2 separate regions of the Homo sapiens genome follow, and region 1 is linked to region 2. The links are chromatin loops, found by intact Hi-C in ENCODE. Cell type or tissue: CD4-positive, alpha-beta T cell. All regions are shown on one strand. Each heading gives the region's core, and the rest is flanking DNA. Links, peaks and the distances in the headings are about the cores only.

Region 1 (9,073 bases), core at 467-8,466, 120 kb after region 2:
CTTTCTTCTGTTTGCTACTCCTCATATTTCTAAATCCAGAATCTCTCTAATTCTCTCTAGAAAGTAAAGCTTCAATCCTCTCTTGGGGTGAGAAGTTGTAGCCTGGCTATGTAGAGAAAGAGTTCTAAAGGCCTGACTGCTTTCTTTCATTTTTATGCAGACTTCCTCATGTTTTTAGTCCCAGTCATACCCACTCTTGCCTGTTGTGTCTAATTCAAACCTTTCCAGAATTCTGCTATGAAAATCAGCCTGCTTCTTGGGAGTCACCCTCCTATAAGCAGTTAGATTTAAGAAAATGAAAACCAGCCTTACTGGTAATCAGCCTGTGATATTCCTAACAGAACATGAACAATGTTTCCAAGGAATATGAGCAAGGTCATAGAAACAACTTTTCTATGTAAGAACATACCACAGTTGCAGAAACACCAACAACCTTGGCCCAGTGTGGTGGCTCACACCTATAATCTCAGCACTTTGGGAGGCCAAGGTGGGAGGATCACTTGAGACCAGGAGTTTGAGACCAGGCCAGGCAACATAGCAAGGGAGTTTGAGTCCAGGCCAGGCAACATAGCAAGACCCCTGTCTCTACAAAAAATAATAATAATAAAATAAAAATAAAAAATAGCCAGGATTGCTGGCACACACCTGTAGTCTTAGCTACTCAGGAGGCTGAAGCAGTAGAATCCCTTGAGCCCAGGAGGTCAAGGCTGCAGTAGGCTATGATTGCACCTACTGCACTTGAGCCTGGGTAACAGAGCAAGATCCTGTCTCTAAATAAATAAGTAAAACTTTAAAAAAAAAAAAAAGACTAACAATCTTTTCTTCTAAGTGACTGCTGCTTTGTTACCAATGACATCCTCAGTCTGAGTTTGTTCCTCAGCCTCCTGAAAAAAATGTCTGAGATATCCAATTGCTGAAATTCCCCCACTTCTTGGCTATATCCCACTCACAGTTGGCAGCCCAATTCCTAATCCTTATGCAGCACAAATCTAGTCCTATAAGGAGCCCCTGCCTGTTCCCTATGCTCACTTACTGAGATGCTTCCAAGGTTCCTCTGAGGTGTATTCTCCCTTGCTGCAGCAAACTAAATGAACATAACTTGTTTAACTCCAGTTGTGTTCCTGGTGATCCCTGGCTGGTGGACTTTGACAGAACTTGGCTTTCTGTGGTCTGCTAAGTAAGTTAACTCTTGTATTAAATATATCCATTTTGCAGGTTCTGAAGTATTCATGACCTCTCTCCCTCTAATGTTGACACAAGTTACATTCTCTGTGTCCTTTTTCTCCCACTTGTATGTGAACCAATATGTTACTGTTGAAATTGAATTTCTATCACTTGCAACAGCTACCTGATAGTGTTACTAGCAGACAATACACTGAAACAGGAATCATAAATGAATAAATCTGAAACCCTGTGCTATGCAAATAAGCTATGACAATGAATTTACAGTATATGGTCTATCCCCAGATTGGCTCCTTCTATGAAGTGTCTGACCTGCCTACTAAACTCCAACTGTACATCAAATTCAACAAGACCAAAACTTAACTCATCCTCTTTCCCCAGCAGACTTGCTCCCCATCCTGCATTACCTATGCCAGTTAATCTGCCACTTAGTCACACAAGCCAGACTCTGGGAATTCCTTCTAGACTGTTCCCTCTTCCTCACCTCCAAACACTCTGTTATAACCAAGTTCTGACTCTTTCACTTCCTATTTCTTGAATTTGTCTGGTTCTTATGTCCTTAATACCATTGATCTATTTCAAAGTCTTTATCTTCTGCCACCTAGAACAATGCAATAGTTTCTAACTCTTCCATCTCCAGGGAAACAACCCTTATTCCACATCACTGTGGCTAGAAATCCGTTGCTAATGCACTGTTGCTTGTACTAGAATACAAATGCAATGGTTATTCCCCCATTTATCAATGGCTTCCTGTTGGCTATAAGACAAAGTCTAAGCTTCTTAATAAGCCATACAAAACCCTCTCAGACCTGGTCCCTGCCCATTTTGCCTGTCTCTAAACACATTCAATTTCAAATTTAACCCCTTCTTCCAGAAATGTCAAGACATGTATGTTACTCATTGTCTTTATTTATGCATTCCCTTTGGCCAATAAACTTCCCCCTCTTTGTCACTTAGCTGATTCCTACAAGTCCTCCAAGAAAACTTCCCTACCCTGCATCCCCCCACCCAGTAACATGTCCAATCCAGAAGACTATTAGTTTATCGTAATCTTTGAGAACCTTTGTTTTATTCAGCTTTGTATTCCTCAGTGAGTAGCATAACCACAGGCATATAATGTGCATTTTATAAATAATGTTGATATTTTCTAACATGGATAATCCTATGAGATGGGAATTATCAACACTCCTCTTTCTCCCTCTCTCTCTCATAAATTTAAGAAGGCTGTTTTATGAATTTGTAAATACTGCTTTTAGTGAATAATAACACATCAATATTGATTTATTAGTTGAGACAAGTGTACCGAAGTTATGTAAGATGTCAATAATTGTTAAAACTAAGTGAGAAGTATTAGATAACTCTCTGTACTATCTTTGCAATTTTTCTGTAAATCTAAAGCTATTCTAAAAATAAAAGATTCATTTTATTTTTTAGAGATGAGGCCTAGCTATGTTGCCCAGGCTGGAGTTCAGTCGCTATTCCCAGGTGCGATTATAGCCTTGAACTCCGACCTCAAGCGATCCTCCTGCCTCAACCTCCCAAGTAGCTGGGACTACAGACATGTGCCACCACACCTGGCTTGGAAGCCTTATTTTAAAAATGGATCAAGGATTTGGCAGAAAACAAAAATAATTTTGAATTTGTACTATCCATAGATATTTGATAAGAACTGTTGCTTGCTATAAATAATGTTAGCAAAAGCTTACAAAAAATCAAATAGATATCTATTAAGTTGTTTTACTTTTTCTATTTTTAGTGTATCTATGCCATTAAATTTGAAGTGTATTTTGTATTTGTTTTTTTAGAAATGGGGGCTTCGCTATGTTGTCCAGGCTCGTCCTGAACTCCTAGACTCAAGTGATCCTCCTTCCTCAGCTTCCCAAAGTGCTGGGATTACAGGTGTGAGTCACTTTGCCCAGCCTGAAGTGAATTTATTATAAACATAACATTGTTGGATCAATTTTCTTAATCTGCTCTGACAACCTCTCTCTGTTAATAGCATATTTAGACCATTTGCATTGAAAGTAATTATTGATATGTTAGGGCTTAAATCTGCTATTTAAATTTTGTTTTCTGTCTGTTTCCTCTGTTTCTCTTTTCTTAACTTCTTGTGGGTTATTTGATTTTTAATTTTTTTCTCTTGATTTATTTGTAGTGTTTTTGAGTATATCTTTTTGTGTAGTTTCCTTAGTGTTTGCTCTAGTTATTGCAATATACATATGCAACTTACCATAGCCTACTCATATGAATGGTGTTTGACAAACTCACTTGATGTTTGACCACTTTGAGTGAAATGTAGAAGCCGAATTTCATTTAGGTCCCTTTACCCTCTCCATTTTTCAAATACTATTATCTTCTGCATTTCCTCTTCACATAATGAGCACCAAATTGCATGTTATAATCTTTGCTTCAACACATAAAAACACTTACACACACAAACACACCTTGTGCATATGTGATTTCATATTCATGCTAGTGTGTTTTAAGGATAAATTTCTAGAAGTGAGATTTATTAATCAAATGGCAAATTTATCTGTAATTTTGCTAGTATTGTTCAAATCTTGCGTCAAGGGGTGTATCATTTTACATTCATGAAATTGCTTATTTCCCTACAATCTCTCTAAAAGAGTTTTTGGTTTTTTGTTTGTTTGTTTTTTAAGATAGGGTCTCACTCTGTCACCCGGGCTGGAGTGCAGTGACATGATTTCGTCTCCCTATAGCCTTGATCTCCCAGGCTCAAGTGATCCTCCCACCTTAGCCTCCAAGTAGCTAGGACTACAGGCACGTGACACCACGTCTGGCTAATTTTTGTAGAGATTGGGGTTTCGTCATGTTGCCCAGGCTGGTCTTGAACTTCTGAGCTCAAGTAATCCCCCTGCCTCGGCCTCCCAAATTGCTGAGATTACAAGCCTGGCCCGCCACGCTCAGCCTAAATTGTTTTATTTATGCCAATGTGCCAGTGAGAAGTGAGAGCTCAAGGTAGTTTTAATTTATATTCAAATTCTTATGAATTAATTTAAGCATTTAAAAAATACATTTAAGGGCCATCTCTCTTTATAAATGGTTTTGTCTCCATTTTTATTTTTATTTTATTTTATTTATTTATTTATTTATTTATTTATTTTTGAGACAGAGTCTCGTTCTGTTGCCCAGGCTGGAGTGCAGTGGTGCGATCTCGGCTCACTGCAAGCTCTGCCTCCCGGGTTCATGCCATTCTGCCTCAGCCTCCCGAGTAGCTGAGACTACAGGCGCCCACCACCACGATGGGCTAATTTTTTGTATTTTTAGTAGAGACAGGGTTTCACCGTGTTAGCCAGGATAGTCTTGATCTCCTGACCTCGTAATCTGCCCACCTCGGCCTCCCAAAGTGCTGGGATTACAGGGGTGAGCCACCGCGGGAGCTTTCTGATAGCCCCTTATAACTAACTCTGCCTACATGTATTTCATCGATCAGACCTGCATCTTTATTCTTCTTCTTCTTCTTTTTTTTTTTTTTAAGACAGAATCTTGCTCTGTTGCCCAGGCTGGAGTGCAGTGTCATGATCATAGCCCACTGTAATCTCAAGCTCCTGGGCTCAAACCAGCCTCCCAGCTCAGCTTTCTGAGTAGCTAGAACTGCAGGCATATTCCACCATGCCCCACAAGTTTTTTAATTTTTTGTGGAGATGGAGCGTCTCTATGTTGCCCAGGCTGGTCTCGAACTCCTGGGCTCAAATTTCTGGCTTCAAGCCATTTTACCACCTCAGCCTCCAAAAGTGTTGGGATTACAGGCATGAACCACTGCACTCGGCCCAGACCTGCAACTTAATACCACCCTTATCTGTAAGAGAGGCTGAAAAACATAGTTTTTTAAAAAAATGGTCACACTGTAGTCCTCAGTAAAATCAGGATTTAGTTCACAAGGAAGAGAGTGAGATGTATGCTGCTTAGGGAACTCTCAATCTTGGTTTAACCTTTAATTTTCACAGGTCCTTACAGGGAAAGAAAATTAAGCAGCCAGAGAAGCAAGAAATATTACAAGTGATAAGCTAGGAAAGTATGATCAAATTACCTGTGTTGTACTTAATAATGTTTTGTTTCTCCTTGAAAAATATGAATTTCCTGGCCGGGCGCGGTGGCTCACACCTGTAATCCCAGCACTTTGGGAGGCCGAGGCGGGCAGATCACAAGGTCAGGAGATCGAGAACATCCTGGCTAACTTACGGTGAAACCCCGTCTCTACTAAAAATACAAAAAATTAACCGGGCGAGGTGGCGGGCGCCTGTAGTCCCAACTACTCAGGAGGCTGAGGCAGGAGAATGGCGTGAACCCCGGGGGGCGGAGCCTGCAGTGAGCCAAGATCGCCCCACTGCACTCCAGCCTGGGCGACAGCGAGACTCCGTCTCAAAAAAAAAAAAAAAAAAAAAAAGGAAGAAAAATATGAATTTCCTTATTGTAATGGAGCCAAATAAATTCATAAAAACAGATCCTCTTTGTCCCTATAAAGCTAGTTACTCTATTTTAAATGTTTGTCTGCTTTTTTGCAAACTGGCAGAGAAAGACTCAGAGATGCAAGATTCTTTACAATGCAGATCTTTGGAGTTCTGTTCATAACAAAACTTTTTACATTTAAAAGAAAAATATATAAATTCATCTTTCACAAATCAATGGCATGAAAAAGTGGGAAGGGTTTATTCCCGCTTAAATGAAACTAAAGAGATATGACAACTAGGTTTGATGTATGGACCTCGTTTAGATCTTGGTTTTGAACAACCAACTGGAAAAAGACATTTGCGGGACAAAGAAATATCAGTACTAGAGGATATTAAGGAATTAGCGTTATTTTTTGTTAGGTGTGAAAATGACTGATGTTCACGTAAGAAGATATAATGTTTTATAGAGAAGTACATAGAAGTAAAATGACCTGATGTTTCCTTCAAATGCCACAGAAGCTGGGTGCAGTGGCTCATGCCTGTAATCCCAGCAGTTTAGGAGGCCAAGGGAGGAGGATTGTTTGAGATCAGCCTGATGAACATAGCAAGATCCTGTCTTTACAAAAATATTTTAAAAATTAGCTAGGTCTAGTGGTGTGAGCCTGTATTCCTAACTGCTCAGGACGCTGAGGCAGGAGGAGCGATTGAGCCCAGGAGTTCAAAGTTACCAGTGAGCCATGATCACACCACTGCACTCCAGCTGGATAACAAACTGAGACTCTGTCTCTAAATAAATAAATACATAAATAGCCACAGGAAAGAGATAAAAAGAAAGAAGAAAGAAGGAAGGATGGATAGAGGAAGAGAGGACAGAAAAAACAGATACGGCCAGGCGCGGTGGCTCACACCTGTAATCCCAGCACTTTGGGAAGCTCAGGCAGGCGGATCACCTGAGGTCAGGAGTTCAAGACCAGCCTGGCCAACGTGGCGAAACCCCGTCTCTACTAAAAATACAAAAAGTAGCCAGGCATGGTGCCATGCACCTGTAATCCCAGCTACTTGAGAGGCTGAGGCAGGAGAATCACTTGAACCTGGGAGGTGGAGGTTGCGGTGAGCCAAGATCACACCATTGCACTCCAGCCTGGGCAATAAGAGTGAAACTCAGTGTCAATAAAACAAAACAAAACAAAACAAAACAAAAAACAAAAAACAGAGAGATAAACCAGTAGAAGTATAGCCAATTTTTTATAATTATTGAAAACTGGGTGCTGAACACAGAAGTTTCATTTATTATTCTCCCTATTCTTCTGTGTGTTTGAAAAAGCTTATAAAAGCCATAAAAATACCCAAAAGGCATGCAGATTAAAAACGGAAAACATTCATTTAGCGGGATTATGGTCCAAACTACCCTTTGGATATACTAAACCTCATCATTTTTATGAGCAAATCAATTATACATAATCCATTTTAAAATTCTTAAATAAAGAGATTTTACATCCATGAAGAGCAGAAAAACTAAGGCCGGTATTCACTATCATGATGGTCCTCTTTAAAGCTTTTCTTTTTCTTTTTCTTTTCTTTTTTTTTCTTTTATTTTCTTTTTGTTTTTCTTCTTTTCTGAAACAGAGTCTTACTCTGTTGTCCAGGCTGGAGTGCAGTGGTGCGATCTCTGCTCACTGCAACCTCTGCCTCCTGGGTTCCAGCTATTCTCATGCTTCAGCCTCCAGAGTAGCTGGGACTACAGGCGCCCACCACGCCTGGCTAATTTTTGTATTTTTAGTAGAGATGGAGTTATACCATGTTGGCCAGGCTGGTTTCAAACTCCTGGCCTCAAGTAATCCACCCGCCCCGGCCTCCCAAACTTCTGGGATTATAGGCGTGAGCCACCACATATGGCCCTCGTTTTTCTTTTCTTAATGGCTTAAAAATACCTGAAAACCTTGTAGCTTTAAGGGTGACTAAGTAAAGCTCATTTTAATGCTAGCTTTGTCCTTAAGATTCCACATCAATTTTCCGATTCGAAAATAAAGATTTTAAACTTCAAAACATAATTTTGGAAGGAATTAAAAATGAGAAAAAATGCCTACTAAGTAAGCCTTTTGCTATTAGGCAAACACACAGAATAAACTAAACATTGTATGAAGATTTACACTGTGCTAAGGATTTCATGCACTCCTTCCTTTTGTCCTTCATTCATACAATGCATACTTATTAGGAAATTACTGTGGGACAGTACCTTGCTAGTTTTTTATTAGACACACAAATTTTCTACCTTCACAGAGCATACAGTCTACCAGAAAAGACACCACAGAGTCTTGTTCACCTACCCTGACCCACCTCACCCCCACCTTGCCCCAGCAAGGAGATTGTTTTGTGTGTGTGTGTGTGTGTGTGTGTGTGTGTGTGTGTGTGTGTGATTAGCAATTATTACAAATAAGTACACCTTTGAGGTTGTTTTAAACTCTCATTAGCAATAACAGGAAAAACAAAGTGGCTAAGTTGGGCTACTCAAAGTTTGGACTAGATAAACTCTGGATATGCTTGATCATCAAAAGCAGCTCCGTTGGTTACCATTTAGTATGTGGCACCACTTGGTGTAAGACTTGAGAACTGCAACATGAAAATTACAGTTCTAACAGATTTACAAAGATTTTCAATGTGTCCTTACAAGACTGTCAGAAAAGAAAGTAAAACAGCCCGCTCCACAGTGGCTTAGAAGACAGTCATGAAAGAAAGTGAAAACAGCCACAATGGCCACCACAGTTATCTTGAAAATAGTAGGCTTTAATAAATGCTTCTTAAATGAATCCAAATGAAATCCAAAGGCACATTACTGAACTATAGATTTTTAATAGATTCTGTTCTTTAGACTCAGACTGTGGCTGAAGAAATGCATAAATTTAGCCCTTGTAACTATCAGGATAGGCTAGTGATTCTGAAATAACAAACAATCCCCAAAGCTTAACAGTTTAACACAATAATGATTTGTGAAGGGGTGGGTTGCCCCTCCACACCTGTGGGCATTTCTCTTTAGGTGGAACGAGAGACTTGGAAAAGAAACAGACACAGAGACAAAGTATAGAGAAAGAAAAAAGGGGGCCCAGGGAACCGGCGTTCAGCATACGGAGGATCCACGCCCGCCTCTGAGTTCCCTTAGTATTTATTGATCATTATTGGGTGTTTCTCGGAGAGGGGGATGTGGCAGGATCATAGGATAATAGTGAAGAGAAGGTCAGCAGGTAAACATGTGAACGAAGGTCTCTGCATCATAAACAAGGTAAAGAATTAAATTTGTTTTTTGTTTTTATGTGTGGGTTTTTTTTTTCCAAGTCTCGCTCTGTCACCCAGGCTGGAGTGCAGTGGTGTGATCTCGGCTCACTGCAGCCTGTGCCTCCCTGGTTCAAGTGATTCTCCTGCCTCAGCCTCCCAAGTACTTGGGATTACAGGTGTGCGCCACCATGCCCAGCTACTTCTTTGTA
Region 2 (8,904 bases), core at 905-8,904:
AAATAAACTTGACAGTAGACAGATTAACAGGAGAAAAGGCATGTAAATGTATCGTATGCATATGCATAGGGGTCCTACAAAGTATGAGACTCAGATAAGGGCCAGACGGCTGAAGCTTAAATAGTACTTTTAGCTACAGAAACAAATATGGGCTTAAGGCTCCTGGAGGGTGAGGGGAAGAACTGTACTGTGAACGAAAATTGTCTTGCTCTGCGGATAAAGTCTCTCAGATAGTAGCCCTCAGAAGAATAGGTGAAAAGTCTGTATGGGCCTGGTGTCTTGGGTGTGCGGACCTCTAGTCTCCTCTCCTGTGATAGGAGTTAATGTAAATTCCAGAGATGGGGTTCACAATTCCATTCCTTCTGGAGGAACTTCCGTCTTGATAAGGGAAACTTCAGAGAAAGCCCTTTCTTCACTTGAGGAGAGAAGATGAAGAGACAGAGGTACAGGGGAATGTCAGACCTTGGTTCTGATGCTGCTTTTTTAGTTCAAAGAACTCATCATGTCAAAGTGTCATACTTTGGGGTATAGTTTCCTGACCCCTAACATGAGCAAATAAAGAGATGTAACTGAGTTAGCCACAAAACTATTTTTTTCTGTTGGCTCTATCCAAAAATGAGAGTGGAAAATGTTCTGTGAACATATATCTAAAAGTATGGGTAAAACTTGTTTTACAAACTGTTGGTCATTCAGCAAACATTTAAACAGCTTCTATACTTGTGGAACATAAATAACTAGAAAATACAAGCTGCTTATTTTAGCAAATTGTGGCTGTTTGCATTGCTCAGGCTGCCAGTTGTGCCAATTGTGCTGAGGTATGCTTCAAAATAACTTTCTTTCTTATTTTTAATGACTTTTTAATGCAGGTACAATATCGATGTTTTAAAAACATAAGTATTTGGTGTTTTGTTTTGTTTTGTTTTGTTTTTTGAGATGGAGTTTCGCTCTTGTTGCCCAGGCTAGAGTGCAATGGCGCAGTCTCGGCTCACTGCAACCTCTGCCTCCCAGGTTCAAACAATTCTCTTGCCTCAGCCTCCCAAGTAGCTGGGATTACAGGCTCCCGCCACCAGGGCCCAGCTAATTTTTGTATTTTTAGTAGAGACGGGGTTTCACCATGTTAGCCAGGCTGGTCTCAAACTCTTGACCTCAGGTGATCTGCCCTCCTCAGCCTCCCAAAGTGCTAGGATTACAGGCATGAGCCACCACGCCTGGCCTAAAAACATAAGTATTTTAAACATAATACACTTTTGAAATTGAAACCTGAACTGAAATATATAAAATATACTTTCTGCATATTTTAAAGTAGTTAAGCCAGAAAACATCTTAGGCTGTATTTATAGAGACTGGTAATCCATAGTCAAGTAATAGTTTTCTGTACTCTGCCTTGGAAATACTGATTCCAGAATATTGTAGTAGATTTTCATTGCCACATTTTGAGATGAATATTAGCAAAAGGGCATATCCAATGATGGCAAAAATGAGATGGTAAACTATCTTGCCTGAATTATGGTTGAAGGAATTGGTGGAAAAAGACCCAGGGGAAATTCTAATAGCTTTCAAGTATGTGATGAGATAGAGAAAGTGGAACTGAGGGAATGAACAAGATAATTTAGGAGTAACTATGTTTAGGGATAACTTCAGAATTACTCCACAAAAAGTTCCCTGTCAGGCAGTAAGCTCCCAGCAATGAAAGTACCCACTTAAATCACTTCTGAGATACTTTCCTATTTCAAGATTTTAACTTAAGGGCTTAAAGAACTTAGGTTGACACTGTATAGGACTGTAGTTTGCAGAGGCAGGGTTTGGGATAACTTCTTAGCCACTGGGCACTTATGCGGTTGATACCAGGTAATTCTAATACATTACAGGGATCAGCAAACTTTTTTTCTGCAAGATGCCAGATAGTAATATTTTAGGCTTTGCAGGCCATATGGTCTCTATAGCATCTGCTCAACTCTGTTGTTGCAGTGCAAAAGTATTGTTGACATTATGTAAACACAGTTTGTTACCTGTGTTCCAATAAAACTTTATTTACAAAAGCAAGTGGTGAGTTGGATTTGGCCTGTGGGTCATGCTTTGACGACCCTTGCCTTAACTAATGAAATCTAGAAATAGAGTTCTAATGTAAATATAGAAAGGCTTTCAATCTAGGGATTAAAAATCGAACTGTCAAGATGTCATTGTCTTCTTGGTCTGAAAGAGTACACATCAAGTGTTCAAAATAGTGAATTGCCCAATGAATTAAGAAACCTTCCAGTATAAAAGTCAAATGACAATGGAGAATCTGATACTGTTTTTTACTCTTTATTTCTGCTACTTAACGTTGTTCTTAAAGGCGTCGTTACTTCTGCTGGGTAGTACTGTCTACTCAGTTGGACTGCTGATGCAGACCCAGTCCATACCAACAAGTTAACACAGGTTCAGGCCTTCTGAGAACCAAAAGATTTTTAAGTACTTCCTTCCTAAATACAGTAACTTTTAACAGTAATTTTAACACCAGAAGCAAGAAGTAAACAAAAATCTCTGATGATCGAGGCATCTGTTGTCATATATTTTGTGCTCCTAAGGTCATACAGCAGAGCCTCTTGTATTATCTTTTGGTCTGTTGGCCTTTAGTTTATAGTTTGTAAAATGGTGGTCACATGTCAATGCTGACTAGAAGAAGGAGATGCTACTGTAATCAGGCAGGTTGGCCTTCGCTGAGAAGTGACCATTGATTGCTAGAAAACAAAGAAATGGGAGGCATTCAGCAACCTGGGGTTGTTGGTTTTAGGACCAGAAATGTACCCCCAAGTCTCCACCAAATTTCTCAATAATCCTGAAGAGTTTTGCTGTTTGTGTTTTAATATAACACAGTAATTGGTGCTTGTAATGAGGACTATAATTCATCAAAAAGGTAAATTGTGAATTGTGCACACGCACACACACTCTTCTAAGCAAATGGGACTGCTCTATTTTGAACAGTCTTCAAATTGAAATAACTTATTTCGATATGTAGAAAATTAGGATAAGCAAAACCAATTTATTTACTCTTAAGAGTTCCAGATAGTAGTGATTTGTCAGTATGCATATGAATCTTTAGTCCTGGCATTCTGAACTCAAAACCTCAATAGAGTGGTTTCTTGACCCTTAAAGTGTTTTATTTTTAGTAAATACATTTTTAATTCTGTGACCTCAAACCTCCAAGCTACATTATGATTTCATAATTTTATAGTGATTTATCCCCCCATTGCTTTAAATTTAATAATCCCATCCTCTTTATTGGTATTTAATTTTTTCTGTAGTCTAAAGGCCCTTTTATTTAAAATGTTATATATTCTGATTTCTTAATTTTAGGGATTTTTCTCTAGACAATTGAGAATATGTAATTTTTACACTTTAATGTTCATTTGATTATAACCTACACTTGAAAAGCAATTTTTAAAGAAATCTGAGAGAATTTAAAAATCATTTTAAAAGCATCATGTCATTTTTAGCTCAAAATACTTCAGAGAATTTATTTTATTTTATTTTTTTTGGAGACAGGGTCTTGCTCTGTTGCCCAGGCTGGAATGCAGTGGTGCCATCACGGCTTGCTGCAGCCTTGACCTCCCAGGCTAAAATGATCCTCCCACCTCAGCCTCCTGAGTACCTGGGACCATAGGCATGTGCCACCACACCTAGCTAATTTGTTTGTTTTTTTGTAGAGATGGGGTCTTGAGCCCAGGCTGGTCTCGAACTCCTCAGCTCAAGGGATCCTGCTGCCTCAGCCTCCCAAAGTGCTGGGATTACAGGTGTGAGCCACAACCCCCAGCCCAGAGTCTCCTTTTTACTAACGGTGTACAACATAAAATTCAAACTCTAACATGGTTTTACATCTGGCCCCTACCTACCTTTTGCCTCTCCTTCTTTGTCACATACTCCACCTGTTCCCATGCACTTTAGACTCAAGTAATGAAAAACAGCTTGTATTGCTAGGAACAGGCCGCATTCTTTCATGGTCTGACTTTATACACACTCTCTTGTGGCAACCTAGAACACCTGTCTATAGGCTCTCTTACATCAGGCCATACCCTTTCTGTGAAATTTTTAATCTGTAATATTCTACTGAAACTTTACCTCTCTGAAGCCTTCCCTAATCTCCTCAGGCTTTTCCATTGTTCATATTCTGTCTTGTAACAGTTATCACATTGTTAAAGTCGTTCCCCAGTAAACTATGAGACCCTTAACTGTGGAAGGGAAGGCATCTTTTTAACCTTTGTTTTTGTGCCATACTTAGCCTAGAGCCTGACATTAAGCAGGTACTTCTCAAAAAAAAAAAAAAAAAACACAGGGTAGAGACAGATAACAAGGGATTCCTGACACCTACGCTGTAGATAGCTATAACATTTCAATAGGAATCTTGGGAATCTGGGGAACTGGAAGCAGCTGGGAAAGCACCGGCATCTGAGCCACTCAGTACTCTTCCAGGCTTGTGTGTGAGCCTTGCCACCTTCAGGTATTAGCACTTGAAATCTAACTTCTTTATGAAGCTCCTTATTTACTTGCCTTCTCGGTGAAAAAAAAAAACAACAACAAAAACCGTTTCCTTCCCCATCTGGTGCCAGCACTGTATAATTCCTAATAAGCTTGAAAAGATAATGTTGGCAATACTTTACAAGTTTATTGCTAATGTTTAACATTTATTAGGTGCTTGCTGTGTGCTGATCTCTGTGCTTACATATTTTTCATATATCACTTCATCTATCTTCACAACAGTCCAGTGAAGTAGATGCCATTATTATCCCAATTTCACAAATGGGAAAAATGAGATTCATTGAGATAAATTAAACTACCCAAGGCCATACAACTATAGACTAAGGGGGCCAAAATTTGAATCTAGTGTAGATTCAAATTAGAGCTCATTCTCTTATTCACTACTGGGGAATATTGCCTGGCCATAACTGAAGTCCAAATAACAGCATGGTTATAATATGGGCTTTAAAATAATCTAGACCTGGATTCAAAATCCATTTATTGGAGGCAAGTGACTTCACTTCTGATCTTCAGTTTTCTCATATGTAAAATGATAATATCTACCTCAAAAGTGTTACTGCCCACCCATGTACATGGTACATACTAAAAAAGCAAATGTTAGTTCCATTTGCCACTTCTACACTTTATGTGAACCCTGGGGGTAATGGTTTGTACAGAATAAGGCCTGGCATGAGAAGACAAAAACCATCTGACAAATAAAAAAGCTGTCATTCTGTCTACCAGAATGTCAACCAGTGCCTGCCTTCCAGGATCAACAAGTGTTTTATTACCATAATCACATTTATTCTCTTAATGAAAAGGGTGTGTCTTGAGTATTTAATAGTTAATTACCCATAAATATACTACAGTAGAATAAGGAATAAAACCAGTGATCTGTCTACTATAGTAACTAGGTTTCTTTCTTGGTAATACTTAGGGAACATATGAGGGTTCCCTGTGGGTTGTTATTTATTATATAAAATAGTTGCTCTGGTAGTTCCATAATAGAGACCTGTCAGTGCCATTCAGCAGAGAAAAATCATAAACACAGCTGCTGTTTTTGTGTGGCTTGTGGTTTTGGTTTTGTTTTCATTTGAACTTTTTTATGCAGGCATGTCATCATTTAAAAGTAGTCATTTGGCGTTTTCCCTTGCATTCTTCAGATTTTTTGTAGGCTTAAAAAAATTTAAGTCACTTCTATAATTGTTCATACAGATTGATCCATCTGGTCTTTTTACTAGCCAATGAAATTTTTGACATGTAGGAAAAAGGACAATTATTTTAAATTCTATAATTTCAGTGGATCTCTTTTATAAGTTTGAAGAAAAATAGTTTCAACTATCAAAAAATATTTTTCTTATATTCTTCATTGTTTCCTGTTAATTTCTGTATTTTCGTGGGGGCTAAAAAGGCTAATAATTTCTGCTATTCCTACTCTTCACATCCTTTGTGTGTTATAACTCTGAAGCATACCATAATTATTTGTTTGCAACCAAGAATTGGTACAGCATAAATGTCTAATCAAATTAGGCCCTCTTGCTCTCTTTAAGTCACACTGGCTATGAGGTGGAGGTGGATTATAGGGGGCAGGCATCAATTCAGGGAGACCATTTAGGCCTTTGCAGTGGTCCAGACAAGAAATATTGATGGCCGGCCCAAGGTACTAAGAGTGGTATTTGAAGAATGTAGACAGAATAAAGAGAGAATTAACGAAGCTTGTTGATGGGTTAGATGTTGATTGGTGTGAGATGGAGAGAGGAGTCAGGGATGGCAGGTTTCCTCTCTTCTTTCTTGTTGTGTTTGTTCAACTCTTGCTTATCTTTTTTTTTTCTTTGTTTTTTGATGGAGTCTCGCTCTGTCGCCCAGACTGGAGTGCAGTGGAGCGATCTCGGCTCACTGCAACCTCTGCCTCCCAGGTTTAAGTGATTCTCCTGCTTCAGCCTCCTGAGTAGGTGGGATTACAGGTGCATGCCACCACGCCCAGCTAACTTTTGTATTTTTAGTAGAGACGGGGTTTCACCGTGTTGGTCAGGCTGGTCTCAAACTCCTGACCTCGTGATCTGCCCACCTCAGCCTCCCAAAATGCTAGGATTACAGGTGTGAGCCACCATGCCCAGCCACTTATCTTTAAAGGATTAAGTTTATGTTTCCTACTATGGGAAACCATCCCACCCCAAACTTGATGACCGCATTATGTGCTTTTATAGAACCTGGCACTTCTCCAGGATAGCATTTATTCTGTTTTGTAAGTGTGAATGTAATTACCCTACACACAGCATACACATAATCTTCATATTCTTTGCCTTGTCTTGTGAAGGCAAGGGCCATGTCTATCTTATTCGTCATTAGATTCCCACATCCAACATAGTCCTGGGGACAGCACCAATGCACTTTTGGTGCATAAGCAAATAGTGTCATTTATAGCTCTTACCTACAATATCTGATAGACTAATCAAATATAGTAGGTTATCTGGGCCTTTTTGATTCATGTCTCTAGCTTAACTTTCATTTTTTTCTTATTTGGTATCTCTCACTTTGCCTTTTGATATACTCTTACAGTTTCGCTCACTGAGTAAAAGAAAATATAAACAGCAAGAAGTAAACTTGTGTTTTATGGATTTTGATAACATCTTCTAAAAGACCCCCCAAGATTGTTGATGTCTAAAAAAATTAAGGGCCTTCAACTCATAATAATACTTAATAGTTCTTAAAATATTACAAACTGATTGGAACATTGCACTAACAGAGAGAGTCATGGATCTTATTTATGTGTAGATTCATTTCAGTCAGAAGTATTAGGACTGGTTTATTTGAGAAAGTAAATAGATCATTACAAATTCATCGTCATACTTCAAGGAAAATTCATTGATGACACTTTCTAATATTGTGACTATATACCTAAATCATACTTTAAGAACAGAATGTCTAAGATATCACCTAGATAAGAATCAATACAAAAAGAAAAAGGAAAATTACAAAGATTGATTTAAGAAAGACAAAAGACTAAGCCATAAAATTTCTCATTATTACAGGTTGAGGGCAGGGAGTGAAAAAGGAAAAGGATTTGACTTCTCTAGGCATGGTTTTACTTATTTTAAAATAAGAGCAGTGGACCCATGATCTGAAAGATTGTTTCTGGCCTAAATTCTGTTTTTCCGTAAGATAGAAGAGAATGATAAAGGTGATATGCAATGGGAATTTTGGGTTGAATTGCAACTTACTTTTCATTCTTCCCATAGCCTCATCTCTGTCTTGATGAAACCTTAGAGAATCCACTCAAATATAGTGTTTTCTTAAATGACTTTATTAAATTTAATTAAATACAAATGGTTTTTCTAATCTCTGCTGAAATAAATTCTTTGTAGCCTAATTTAGAGCAACAGTCTAGATTAGAATACTTAAGATGAATTATTACTACTTAGCCTAATCAAGTCAAACTATGGAAAATGAGTTTTTACATTTTAGCAGTGTTATAAATGTATTCTTCTGTAGTTGTGTCTCTTTTAACATATGTTTTCCTTCTTTGATTTAGGTTTCTGCTTTGGGACAACCATACATCTAATTCCTTAAAGTAGTTTTATATGTAAAACTTGCAAAGAATCAGAACAATGCCTCCACGACCATCATCAGGTGAACTGTGGGGCATCCACTTGATGCCCCCAAGAATCCTAGTAGAATGTTTACTACCAAATGGAATGATAGTGACTTTAGAATGCCTCCGTGAGGCTACATTAATAACCATAAAGCATGAACTATTTAAAGAAGCAAGAAAATACCCCCTCCATCAACTTCTTCAAGATGAATCTTCTTACATTTTCGTAAGTGTTACTCAAGAAGCAGAAAGGGAAGAATTTTTTGATGAAACAAGACGACTTTGTGACCTTCGGCTTTTTCAACCCTTTTTAAAAGTAATTGAACCAGTAGGCAACCGTGAAGAAAAGATCCTCAATCGAGAAATTGGTATGATACAATATCCTATTCTAAAATGCAAATAACCATAAAGCTTAACTGTTGTCCCTTTCTAAAATATTTCTGTCTAAACCAATACCTTCGTAATCTTAAATAGCTTTCTAAATAAAAATCATAAATCTAAAGTATGTTTTACTATCGAACTATGGAACTATTTTTAACACCTTGATATTATTCCATAAGGTTTTATTTAAGAAATGTCATTTGTGGGATGACTTAGATTTGTTATATCTCAGTGTTGTTATTCTTTTAAAAATGATTGATAGGAATGTTTGCTGCCTTTGCTCTAAATTGCTGAATATATTATTTTTTATATATTAAAAATATTCAGGACTGTCAACTTTTAATATATATGCATTCATCAAAAATTTGTTTTAACCTAGCGGTACTTTTTTTACTTTATTGTGATCTTCCAAATCTACAGAGTTCCCTGTTTGCAAA

The links. Hi-C counts contacts between places; a loop is a spot of excess contacts. Peaks named below come from ENCODE experiments on the same cell type or tissue, not always from the same donor. Only the 100,000 strongest peaks of a DNase experiment are listed, where the experiment ranks them.
Region 1: it touches region 2 in a loop (2.4-fold over the local background); 4 of 110 quality-filtered maps call a loop at or near these places.

What each region holds. Positions count from the first base shown.
Region 1 is chr3:179,307,994-179,317,066 of GRCh38, forward strand. No RefSeq gene overlaps it. Among named protein-coding and RNA genes, the nearest start is that of ZNF639, 11 kb to the right of the region's middle. RefSeq lists an enhancer at 1,701-1,750. In CD4-positive, alpha-beta T cell, for the core only: a CTCF peak has its summit at 8,193; a DNase peak (open chromatin) is centred at 8,278; H3K27ac peaks cover 158 bases.
Region 2 is chr3:179,190,724-179,199,627 of GRCh38, forward strand. It overlaps PIK3CA (phosphatidylinositol-4,5-bisphosphate 3-kinase catalytic subunit alpha), which reads left to right. Exons shown (of 21, transcript NM_006218.4): 2 at 8,027-8,454. The coding sequence starts at 8,103. Among named protein-coding and RNA genes, the nearest start is that of PIK3CA, 47 kb to the left of the region's middle. In CD4-positive, alpha-beta T cell, for the core only: no CTCF peak of the experiment used is centred there; a DNase peak (open chromatin) is centred at 5,568.